Regions from separate parts of the Homo sapiens genome. Here region 1 is linked to region 2. Evidence: read pairs that join two places in POLR2A ChIA-PET (ENCODE). Cell type or tissue: MCF 10A. All regions are shown on one strand. Links, peaks and the distances in the headings refer to the core of each region. The heading gives the core; the rest is flanking DNA.

Region 1 (5,888 bases), core at 599-4,598, 270 kb after region 2:
ACTTGATATCATTCAAATGGCCGTGCTGCCTAAAGCAATTTACAGATTCAAAGCTATTCCTATCAAACCACCAATGACATTCTTTACAGAACTAGAAAAAAAACTATTTTGAAATTCATATGGAACCACAAAAGTGCTCGAGTAGCCAAGCCAATCCTAAGCAAAAAGAACAAAGCTGGAGGCATCACATTTCCTGACTTCAAACTATAATACAAGGCTACAGCAACTATAACAGTATGGTACTGGTACAAAAACAGGCATATAGATCAATGGAACAGAACAGAGAGCCTAGAAATAATGCCACACACCTACAACCATCTGATCTTTGACAAAGTTGACTAGAACAAGCAATGGGGAAAGGACTCTCTAGTCAATAAAGGGTGTTGGGATAACTGGCTAGCCATGTGCAGAAAATTGAAATTGGACTCCTTCCTTATACCATATATAAATATCAATTCAAGGTGGACTAAAGACTTAAATGTAAAACCCCAAACTATAAAAACCCTGAAAGACAACCTATGCAATACCATTCTGGACATAGGGAGGAACAAAGATTTCATGACAAAGATGCCAAAAGCGATTGCAACAAAAGCAAAAATTGACAAATTGGATCTAATCCAACTTAAGCATTTCTGCACAGCAAAAGAAACTATCAACAAAGTAAACAGACAACATACAGAATGGGAGAAGATTTTTCCAAACTATGCATCTAACAAATGGCTAATATCCAGCATCTATAAGGAACTTAAACAAATTTACCAGAAAAAAACAACTCCATTAAAAAGTGGCAAAGAACATGAAGAGACACTTCTCAAAAGAAGACATTCATGTGGCCAGCAAACATATGAAAAAAATCTCAACATCACTCATCATTAGAGAAATGAAATTCAAAACCACAGTGAGATACCATCTCATATCAGTCAGAATGGCAATTATTAAAAAGCCAAAAAATAACAGATGCTGGCGAGGTTGTGGAGAAAAAAGAACATTTTTATATTGTTGGTGGGAGTATACATTCATTCAACCATTGTGGAGGACAGTTTGGTGATTCCTGAAGGACCTAAAGAGAGAAATACCATTCAGCCCAGCAATCCCATTACTGGGTATACACCCAAAGGAATATAAATTATTCTATTATAAAGACACATGCACGTGTATGTTCATTGCAGCACTATTCACAATAGCAAAGACATGGAACCAATCTGCATGCCCATCAATGACAGACTGGATGAAGAAAATGCAGTATGTACACACCATGGAATACTATGCAGCCATTAAAAAAAAAACAAAACAAAACTATGTCCTTTGCAGCAACACGAATGGAGCTTGAGGCCATTATCCTAAATGAATTAACAGAAACAGAAAACCAAATACCACATGTTCTCACTTATAAGTGGGAGCTAAACAGTGAGTACACATGGATACAAAGAAGGGAAGAACAAACAATGGGGCCTAATCGAGAGTGGAGAGAGGGAGCAGGATGAAGATCGCAGAACTACCTATTGGGTACTGTGCTTATTATTTGGGTGATGAAATAATCTGTACACCCAAACCCCCATGACACTCAATTTACATTTATTAAAAAAACTGCACATGTGCCCGAAACCTAAAAGTTAAAAAATAGGTTATTATAGAAGACAATAATATAATATGCACTGGTGAAGTAGGTATATTCACATACCATTCTATAAAATATGACTTATTTAGATCGAATGATTGGTTTTTTTTAAATTGATTGCTTTAATTTTCTATTATTATGTATGTATAAAAAGTGGCTTGGTAGTTGTGATTACACAGGCTTCATTAGCAGAAAAACTTCATAAACAGCAAAATATACCAGTTTTATATCAGTGTAGTGTGATCAAATGCTTCAAATAGAAAATCGGATTATTCCAATAATCTTCAGGGTTTTTTTTTTAACCAATGGACAAATGGCAAGTAAAGCTTTAGAGAAGTCTTTATTTTGAAAATAAAATATCTAATATTTTGTTGAGTTATCAGTAAAGTTTCAATATTGAACATAAAGCTATGTTTTATGATAATGTAAATATAAACATTAGTAGAGCACACATTTTTTTTTCTAAATTAAGAGGCCTGTGAATCAGACATGTGCTTGCAATTGTTGTGTTGGACACATAATTCATGATTTCGTCCAACTAAGTTTCAGCATCACCAGGGAATTTCTTTGGAATGCAAACTCTTGGGCCCCATCCCAGATCTAATGAATCAGCAGCTCTGGCAGTGCAGTCCGGCAATCTGTGTTGACAGCCTTCCAGCATATTCTGATGCACACGAAGGTTTGAGACCATTGATATAGGTTATCTGTAAGCACTCCTTGGCTTTCCTCACAAATAGGTTTGGAAATTCTGGAAAAAGGATCACAGCTAACAAACATTTACTGAGTGCCTACCAGGTATTAGGCTCTGTGTAAGTGCTTTAAATAGATTATTTCATTTCATTCTTTCAAAAAAATGAGAAAGATACTATTGCTACTCTCACTTCATGGGCGGGGGAACTGATAATATCAAGATGGTGAAGTGCCACAAGGCCCATGACATAAAAAAAATTGAGCTAGAATATTAATCCAAGCAGTCTCCCCAAATACTCCTCTGCAGCCTCCCTTTCTCCATTAGCTCCACCAGTCATCCTCAGAGTAAGATGAGCAAGAGAGAGAAAACTATAAAATGGTTCTAGTTATTTAATTATAAGTGATATATTATGATAACTGTTGGAAAGCTGGAAGATGGAATTAGTTTACTTGGTCAAAGATAAATAATTCACTATGGTCATAAATACTACCCTTAACATTGATTTAAACATTTTTACAGGTTTTGAATGATTACTATTCAGTAGACACAGTTGGACTATGATGTATTATGTAGAAGTAATTGTATGTTCATGAATTAAAGTGCCATAACAGTATTCTACATGATCTCTTGTATTCTTAGCCATCTTTGAGCCAAACTATGAAGCTATTTTGTACAAAATGAATATAGAAATTTTTGTCCTGCAATAAAACATGAAAAATACACTCTTTGTCATTACAATATTATCTGAGCTAGTTTTTTGTGAAAACAATGAAAGAAGCAAAAAAAGTACCACAGTTTCCAGAGTAACATTAAAAAAGAAGACATCTTCATTTTTCCTTGCATTTTTATCCCATAAGATGATTTAATTGCTCTTTCATTTAAGCATTTCTGCCTACAGCATGGATCACAAACTTCCAAAGGCTGCTCATTCTCTGTGTAAGAAAATTCATTTTTATATGATGATGTTTTGGGGAATAAAATTAATTAATTTTATTACCTAAACTCACCCTTTTAAATTTACAAAAAAGTATAAGCAAACTTCAATGGACACTTTTTTTTCCACTGAATAAGAGATATGCTCTATTCCCAACTGTACTTATGAGTTGCTGGAATGTAAACATTTATTCTCATAAAAAGTGGGAAATCAGTCCTTTTCTTCAGCTAATTAACTCATCTATCTGTGAAATTTTGATGACTGATTTAGTAAATATGCAGTAGATTTTTTCCAAACACTGTCTTCTAAACTAAATGAACCAATCTCAGCCTCAACATGATGCTGCTTGGTTGGAAAAAATAACAACAATAAATACAATAGATTTATCTGTCCTTATTTTTGGCAAACTTTTAAGAATGTTAAAACAGTTACAAATTTTAGTTATGGCATTTGTTTTTTTCTGTTTTTTTTTGTTTTGTTTTGTTTTTGATTTTTTTATTTCAATACCTTTAGAGTACAAGTGGATTTTAGTTACATGGATGAATTGTATAGTGGTGAAGTCTAGGATTTTATTGTACTCATCACTCAAGTAGTATGGTACCCAATAAGTAGTTTTTCATCCCTCACCCACCTTCCACTCTCCCCTCTTCCGAGTCTCCCATTTTCACTATACCCTTCCGTATGCTTTTGTGTTTAGGTCTCACTTATAAGTGAGGACAGGTGATATTTGGTTTTCCATTCCTAAGTTACTTCACTTAGAATAATTGCCTCCAGGTCCATCCAAGTTGCTGCAAAATACATTATTTCATTATTTTTTATGGCTGAGTAGTATTCCCTGCTATATATGTGCCACATTTTCTTCATCTACTCATCAGCTGATGACACTTAAGTTGATTTCAAATCTTTGCAATTGTAAATTGTGCTGCAATTTAGTTCTTTGTGACATCTCCATACTGTTTTCCATAGAGGTTGTATTAATTTACATATCCACCAGCAGTGTATAAGCATTACATTTTTACCACATCCATAGTAACATGTATTGGTTTTTGACTTTTTAATAATGGCCATTCTGGCTGGCATAAGGTGGTAACTCATTGTGGTTTTAATTTGCATTTCCCTGATGATTAGTGATGTTAAGCATTTTTAAATATGTTTGTTGGCCATTTGTATATCTTCTTTTGAGAAATGTCGATTCATGTTCTTTTCCCACTTTTTAATGAATTATGTTTTTTCTTGCTGACTTTTTTGAGTTCCTCGTAGATTCTTGAAATTAGTCCTTTTTTAGATGTATAATTTGCAAGTATTTTCTCCCATTTTATAGGTTGCCTGTTTACTCTGGATTATGTCTTTTGCTATGCAGAAGCTTTTTAGTTTAATTAGGTCCTATGTATTTATATTTGTTTTTGTTGCAATTGCTTTTGGGGTCTTAGTCATAAATTCTTTGCATAGGCCAACGTGCAGAAGAGTTTTTTCTATGTTTTCTTCTACAATCTGTATGGCTTCAGGTCTTTAAGTCTTTAATCAATCTTGAGTTAATTTTCCTATGTGGTGAAAGATTGGGATCCAGTTTTATTCTTCTACATGAGGCTATCCAGTTTTCCCAGCACCATTTATTAAATAGGGTAGCCTTTCTCCAATTTGTGTTTGTATGCTTTGTCAAAAATCAGTTGGTTGTAAGTATTTGGCTTTATTTCTGTGCTCTCTATTCTTTTCCATTGGTCTTTGTATCTACTTTTATAGCAGTTCCATGTGGTTTTGGTAACTATAGCCTTGCAGTATAATTGGAAGTGGGGTAATATGATGCCTCCAAATTTATTATTTTTCTTTAGAATTGCTTTGGCTATTCAGGCTCTTTTTGAATTCCATATGAATTTTAAGATTATTTTCTCTTTAATTCTGTAAAACATGATGTTGGTATTTTGATGGAAATTGCATTGAATCTGTAGATTGCTTTGGGGAGTATGGTCATTTTCACAATATTGATTATTCCAGTCCATGCACATGGGATGTATTTCCATTTGTTCGTGTCATCTATGGCTTCATTCAGCAGTGCTTTGTAGTTCTCCTTGTAGAGACTTTTCACTTTATAGGTTCAGTATGTTCCTAGGTATGTTATTTTGTAGCTATTATAAAAGCGACTGAGTTCTTAATTTGATTCTCAGCTTGGTCATTGTGGTGTATAGCAGTGCTACTAATTTGTGCACATTGATTTTGTAACCTGAGACTTTGCTGAATTCATTTGCCAGATCTAAGAGTCTTTTGGAGGAGTTGTTAGGGTTTTCTAGATGTAAGCTTATACTATTGGCAAAAAGAGATAGTTTGACTTTCTCTTTTCTGATTTGGATGCCCTTTATTTCTTTCTTTTGCCTGATTGCTCTGGCTAGGACTTCCAGCTCTATGTTGAGTAGAAATGGTGAAAGTAGGCATCCTTGTCTGGTTCTAGTTCTTAGGGGGAGTGCTTTCAACTTTTTCCCATTCAGTATGATGTTGGCTGTGGGTTTGTTGTATATAGCTTTTTAAATTTTGAGGTATGTTCCTTTTATGCCTAGTTTGTTGAAGACTTTTTTGAAAAGATAAACAAAATTGATAGACCACTTGCTAGCCAAGAAAAGAAGAGAGACAATTCAATTAATCTCAATTAGAGA
Region 2 (5,888 bases), core at 1,227-5,226:
TTTTACATTTAAGTCTTTAATCCATCTTGAGTTAATTTTTGTATAAGGTGTAAGGAAGGGGACCAGTTTCAATTTTCTGCATATGGCTACCCAGTTTTCTCAGTACTATTTATTCAATAGGGAATCCTTTCCCCATTACTTGGTTTTATCAGGTTTGTCAAAGATCAGTTGGTTGTAGATGTGCGGTCTTATTTCTGAGATCTCTATTCTGTTCCATTGGTCTATGTATCTGTTTTTGTACTAGTACCATGTTGTTTTGGTTACCATTAACCTTGTAGTATAGTTTGAAGTTGGGTAGTGTGATGCCTCCAGCTTTGTTTTTTTGTTTTGTTTTGTTTTTTGCTTAGGATTGTCTTGGCTATACAGGCTCTTTTTTGGTTCCATATCAATTTTAAAGTAGTTTTTTCTGATTCTGTGAAAAATGTCAATGGTAGTTTAATGGCAATAGCATTGAATCCATAAATTACCTTGAGCAGTATGACCATTTTCACAACAGTGATTCTTCCTATTCATGAGCATGGACTGTTTTTCTATTTGTTTGTGTCCTCTCTGTTTTCCTCGAGCAGTAGTTTGCAGTTCTCCTTGAAGAAGTCCTTCACATCCCTTTTTAGCTGTATTCTTAGGTATTTTATTCTCTTTGTAGCCATTGTTAATGGGAGTTGTCATTTTGGCTCTCTGCTTGTCTATTGTTGATGTATAGGAATGCTTGTTATTTTTGCACATTGATTTTGTGTCCTGAGACTTTGATGAAGTTGCTCATCAGCTTAAGGAGCTTTTGGGCTGAGACACTGTGGTTTTCTAGATATAGGATCATGTCGTCTGCAAATAGTGACAGTTTGCCTTCCTCTCTTCCTATTTGAATTTGCTTCCTTTCTTTCTCTTGCCTGATTGCCCTGGCCAGAACTTCCAATACTAAGTTGAATAGGAGTGGTGAGAGGGCATTTGTCTTGTGCCATTTTTCAAGGAGAGTGTTTCCAGTTTTTGCCCATTCAGTATGCTATTAGCTGTGGGTTTGTCATAAATGTCTCTTATTATTTTGAGATTTGTTCCATCCATACCTAATTTATTGAGAGTTTTTAACATAAAGAGATGTTGAATTTTATTGAAGGCTTTTTCTGCATCTATTGAGATAATCATGTGGTATTTGCCTTTAGTTCTGTTTATGTGATGAATTATGTTCATTGATTTGCATATGTTAAACCAGCCTTGCATACCAGGGATGAAGCCGACTTGACCCTGGTGGATAAGCTTTTTGATGTGTTGCTGGATTTGGTTTGCCCGTATTTTATTGAGGATTTTTGCATCAATGTTCACCAAAGATATTAGTCTGAAGTTTTCTTTTTTTTGTTGTATCTCTGCCAGGTTTTGGTATCAGGATGATGCTGGCCTCATAAAATGAGTTAGGGAGAAGTCCCTTCTTTTCAACTGTTTGAAACAATTTCAGAAGGAATGGTGCCAGCTCTTCTTTGTACCTCTGTTAGAATTTAGCTGTAAATCCGTCTAAACCTGGGCTTTTTTTGTTGTTGTTGGTAGGCTATTTATTACTGCCTCAATTTCAGGACTTGTTATTGGTCTATTCAGGATTCGACTTCTTCCTGGTTTAGTCTTGGGAGGGTGTATGTGTCCAAGAATTTATCCATTTCTTCTAGATTTTCTAGTTTATTTGTGTATAATTGTTTATCGTATTCTCTGATGATTTTTTGTATTTCTGTGGGGTCATTGCTGATAGCCCCTTTACTATTTTTTATTGTGTCTTCTCTTCTTTATTAGTCTAGCCAGTTGGTCTATTTTATTAATTTCTTAAAAAAAAAACCCGCTCCTGGATTCATTGATTTTTTGAAGGGGTTTTCGTGTTTTATCTCCTTCAGTTCTACTCTGATCTTAGTTATTTCGTGTCTTCTGCTAGCTTTTGAATTTGTTTGGTTTCTCTAATTCATTTAGTTGTGATGTTGGGTGTTGATTTGAGAACTTTCTAGATTTTATTTTTTACACTTTTTGTAACACTTAGTAGTGTTTTTCAAGGTCTAGGTACATAGATGGTACTTTAAAAAATGCTTACTGAAGTATAATTTGTGCATAATAAAATTCAAAAATTTTAGTGTACAGCTTCATGAGTTTTGACAAATGCATACTATTGTGTAGTTGCCATGAAGATTAAGATACAGAATATTTTCTATCAGTTCAAAAATTTCTCTCATGATCTTTGTAGTTAAACCCTTCTTCCATACCCAGTATCAAGCAACAACAAATGCCAAGCCCAGTGCAACTCTTGAGAAGATTGACTAGATGCTACACAATACAAGCCTAATAGAAATAGAGGAAAATTCATTTAAAATATATACTCTACCATCTGTATTGTACACACGATATTAAATAATCAATTAAAAATGATGACACCAGAAAAAACTAACATTTTCTAAAAACAATCAACAAAACCAGCTTCAGAGATGAGCTACATATTGGTAATATAAAATAGAGATTTAAAATTAACTATTGTTAAATATATTAAAGGCTCAAGTGGAAAAGGAGGGCAACATAAATGAATAGAGGTAGAATTTCAACAAAAAGATTGAAACTATATAAAACAATCAAATTGAAATACTAGACCTAAAAAAAACATGGTAATAGAGATGATGTATGCCTTAAACAGTTTTTTAGGTAGACTTCATCTAGCTGAGGAATGAATGAATGAATTAGAAGGTGTCAACAAAAATTACCCAAATTATTATTCAAAGAGAAAAAAAGAATAAAATAATAAAATATCCTATAATTGTGGAACAGTATCAAATGGTCTAACATCTGAGTAGTGATATCACAGAATAAGAGAGAAAGAAATGGGCAGAATAAATATTTAAGTGGTGTCATAGAGGTTTCTGAAAATCAAGTCATAATACCCTAAAAGTCCTAGAGAACCCAAAACAAAATAAAGAATAACAGACTTAGAAACATCCTAGTTAAAAGGCTTAAACCCATGATTAAGAGAAAATCTTGAAGGCAGCCAGAGTTGAAAAAACACATTATATACAAGAAGAAAGAAAATAATTAGATTCACTATGTCATCAGCTGCTGTGCAACTAAGAAAACAATGCAATGACGTCTCTAAAGTAATCAAAGAAAATCACCATCAACTCAAATTCTATATCAAGTGAAAATATTTTTCAAAATAAAGGGAAAACATGCTTTTGCAAACCAGAAAAAAAAGGCTGAGAGAATTTATTATAGACCAAAAGAGTGGTTAAAGGATCAATTCATTACAACAAAAAAAGAGGTTAAAGCAGGTTCTCCAGGCATAAGAATATGATACCAGACAATAACTTGGATATACATACATAGACAAAACAATGAAAAACTGCATATAGTTTAAATGAAGGTAACTATAATGTATTTTTTTACTTTAGTAACTCCAAAGTGTAATTTACTGTATACAAGAAAAATAGTAACAATACATTGTATGTTTATAATATATGTAGAAGTAAACTATGTAACAATAGCACAAAAGAGGAGAGAGAAAAATTTAAGTATACATTTTTATGGCTCTTATAGTAAATATGGAGCTCTGATATAGTTTGGATGTTTGTCCTTTTCAAATCCCATGTTGCAATGTAACCCCCAATGTCGGAGGTAGAGCCTGGTAGGAGGTGTTTGGGTCATAGGAGCAGATCCCTCATGAATGTCTTGGTCCCCTCCCCATGGTAATGAATGAGTTCTCACTCTATTAGTTCACATGAGAGCTGGTTGTCTTAAAGAGCTTGGCATCTCTCTCGCTCCCCCTCTCGACATGCCACTGCCCTTCCCCTTGCCTTTTGCTATGAGTAAAAGCTTCCTAAAGTCCTAACCAGAAGCAGATGCTGGTGCCATGCTTCTTGTGCAGGCTGTAGAATGATTAGCCAAATCAACCTTTTTTCTTTATAAATTCCCCAGCCTCAGGTATTCCTTTACAGCGATGCAAAATGGACTAATTCAGTCTCTAAATATTATTTGGGTAGGCTGTGATAAATTAAAAATGCATAACGTAAAGCTGGGAGAAACATTCCATTTTTCTTAAAGAATTTAAATAATAAGCCAATAGTGGAAGCAAATGAAATAAATAATTCAATAGCAGGCAGAAAGAAAAGAAACTATAACAGAGAACAATAAAAAACAACTCTCAATGTGATAGATTTTAATCCAGCCGTATCAATAATTAAATTAAGTGTCTAACGACACCAATAAAAAGGTAGACATTGGCAAACTGGGCATATGTGAAAACCACCTTCTAGCTATGTATATTTCAATCTAGATTCCCCACTACCCTTATGTTTCTGGCTGTTCACTGCAGCACACATTCATAACATAACATGACCTTACACTTTCCTGTCATAATGCAAGGTAAGTTAGCACAGTGAGCTGTAGGAGTATACTTGGAAGCCATTCTTATGCCAGTAATCCTAGCTATAATTATAGATGACAATAAGTGAGAACCAAAATTTCACACATTACTCCACAGCCAAACTAAATGTATTTCTAACACAACCTCTTTTCACCATGATCCCCAAAGTGCCTGTGCCCTCTCCAAAACTACATGAGAGAAAAAATGATGGAGAGAGATTTGAAGTATAAAGAACAGTTATTTAACCAATTGTGTTTAAAATGTCTCAGTTTTAAAAACATTACAAGAATATGAGACCATGTAAGCATATTGATTTTAGGGCCTTGGAAAGTGTGTTTGTTCAGGTGAGGGGCCGTGAAGTTTAAATCTGGCACAGATACATATATATGTCTCAGGTCACATTTTTAAAATAAACTTAAAAAAATTTATTTTAGAACAGCTTTAGATTTATAGAGCTATTACAAAGATAGTTCAGCGAGTTCTTGTACACCTTCACACAGTTTTTCCTATTATTAGCATCTTATTATAGTACATTTGCCACAATTAATAAATCAATATTGATATATTAATGTTACTAAAGTACATTATTAAGATTTTTCCAAATTTTCCAAAGGTTATTTTTCTGTTACAGAATCCTATCCAGCAGATCCTATTGCATTTAGTTGTCATGTTTCCTTAGACTTCTACTGACTCTGACATCTCAGACTTTCCATGTTTTTGAAGCCCTTGAGAATTCAAGTAGTACTGGCCAGGTACTTTGTAGAATGTCCCTCAGCTGGGATGTATCTGGCATTTTTCTCATTATTAGATTAAAGTTTTGGGGAAAGAAGACCACAGCAATAAAGTACAACTCCCATCACATCATTTTAAGGGTATACACTATCACTATCATTTGTTAACATATGTGTGCATGTGTCTTTATAGTAGTACTGGACTTGAAGATTCTACGGATTTTCAAAGATGTTTAACGTGCTATTGGTCACTATAGTATCATAAAGAACAGTTTCACTCCTTAAAAAAAAGCCCTGTGATTTAATCCCCCACCTCCCTGTCTGCACAGGGAATCACTGAAATGGCAGGGAATCACTGAAATGTTTACCATCTCAATGGGTTTACCTTTTCCAGAATGTCACATAATTGGAATAATACAATATGTAACTTTTATAGACTAGCTTCTGTTACTTGAAATATAAATTTAGGTTTAATCCCTGACTTTTTATACTTTGATAGCTCATTTATTTTTTATCACTGAATGTTAATCCATTGTCTATCCATTCACCCATTGAAAGATATTATGGTTGCTTCTAGGTTTTGTTGACTTTGGTGAGTATGATAATATAATGACTATAAACAAAACTTCTGTAAATATCCACATGAAGGTTTTTTTTGCAGACATAAATTATCAGATCAGTTGGGTAGATACTTAGACACATGATTGCTAAATTGTATGGTAAGATGACATCTAATTCTGTAAGATAATGGGTTGTTCTATAAAAGTCAATTAGATCCAATTCATTGA

The links. ChIA-PET counts read pairs that join two places held together with the same protein. Peaks named below come from ENCODE experiments on the same cell type or tissue, not always from the same donor. Only the 100,000 strongest peaks of a DNase experiment are listed, where the experiment ranks them.
Region 1: POLR2A ChIA-PET joins it to region 2 with 6 read pairs; 2 of 35 experiments call an interaction of 5 or more read pairs at or near these places.

Annotation. Positions count from the first base shown.
Region 1 is chrX:113,381,135-113,387,022 of GRCh38, reverse strand. All of the region lies in intron 3 of LOC101928437 (a long non-coding RNA gene), which reads right to left. Among named protein-coding and RNA genes, the nearest start is that of XACT, 230 kb to the left of the region's middle. In MCF 10A, for the core only: no CTCF peak of the experiment used is centred there; a DNase peak (open chromatin) is centred at 2,212.
Region 2 is chrX:113,656,001-113,661,888 of GRCh38, reverse strand. No RefSeq gene overlaps it. Among named protein-coding and RNA genes, the nearest start is that of XACT, 41 kb to the right of the region's middle. In MCF 10A, for the core only: no CTCF peak of the experiment used is centred there; no DNase peak of the experiment used is centred there.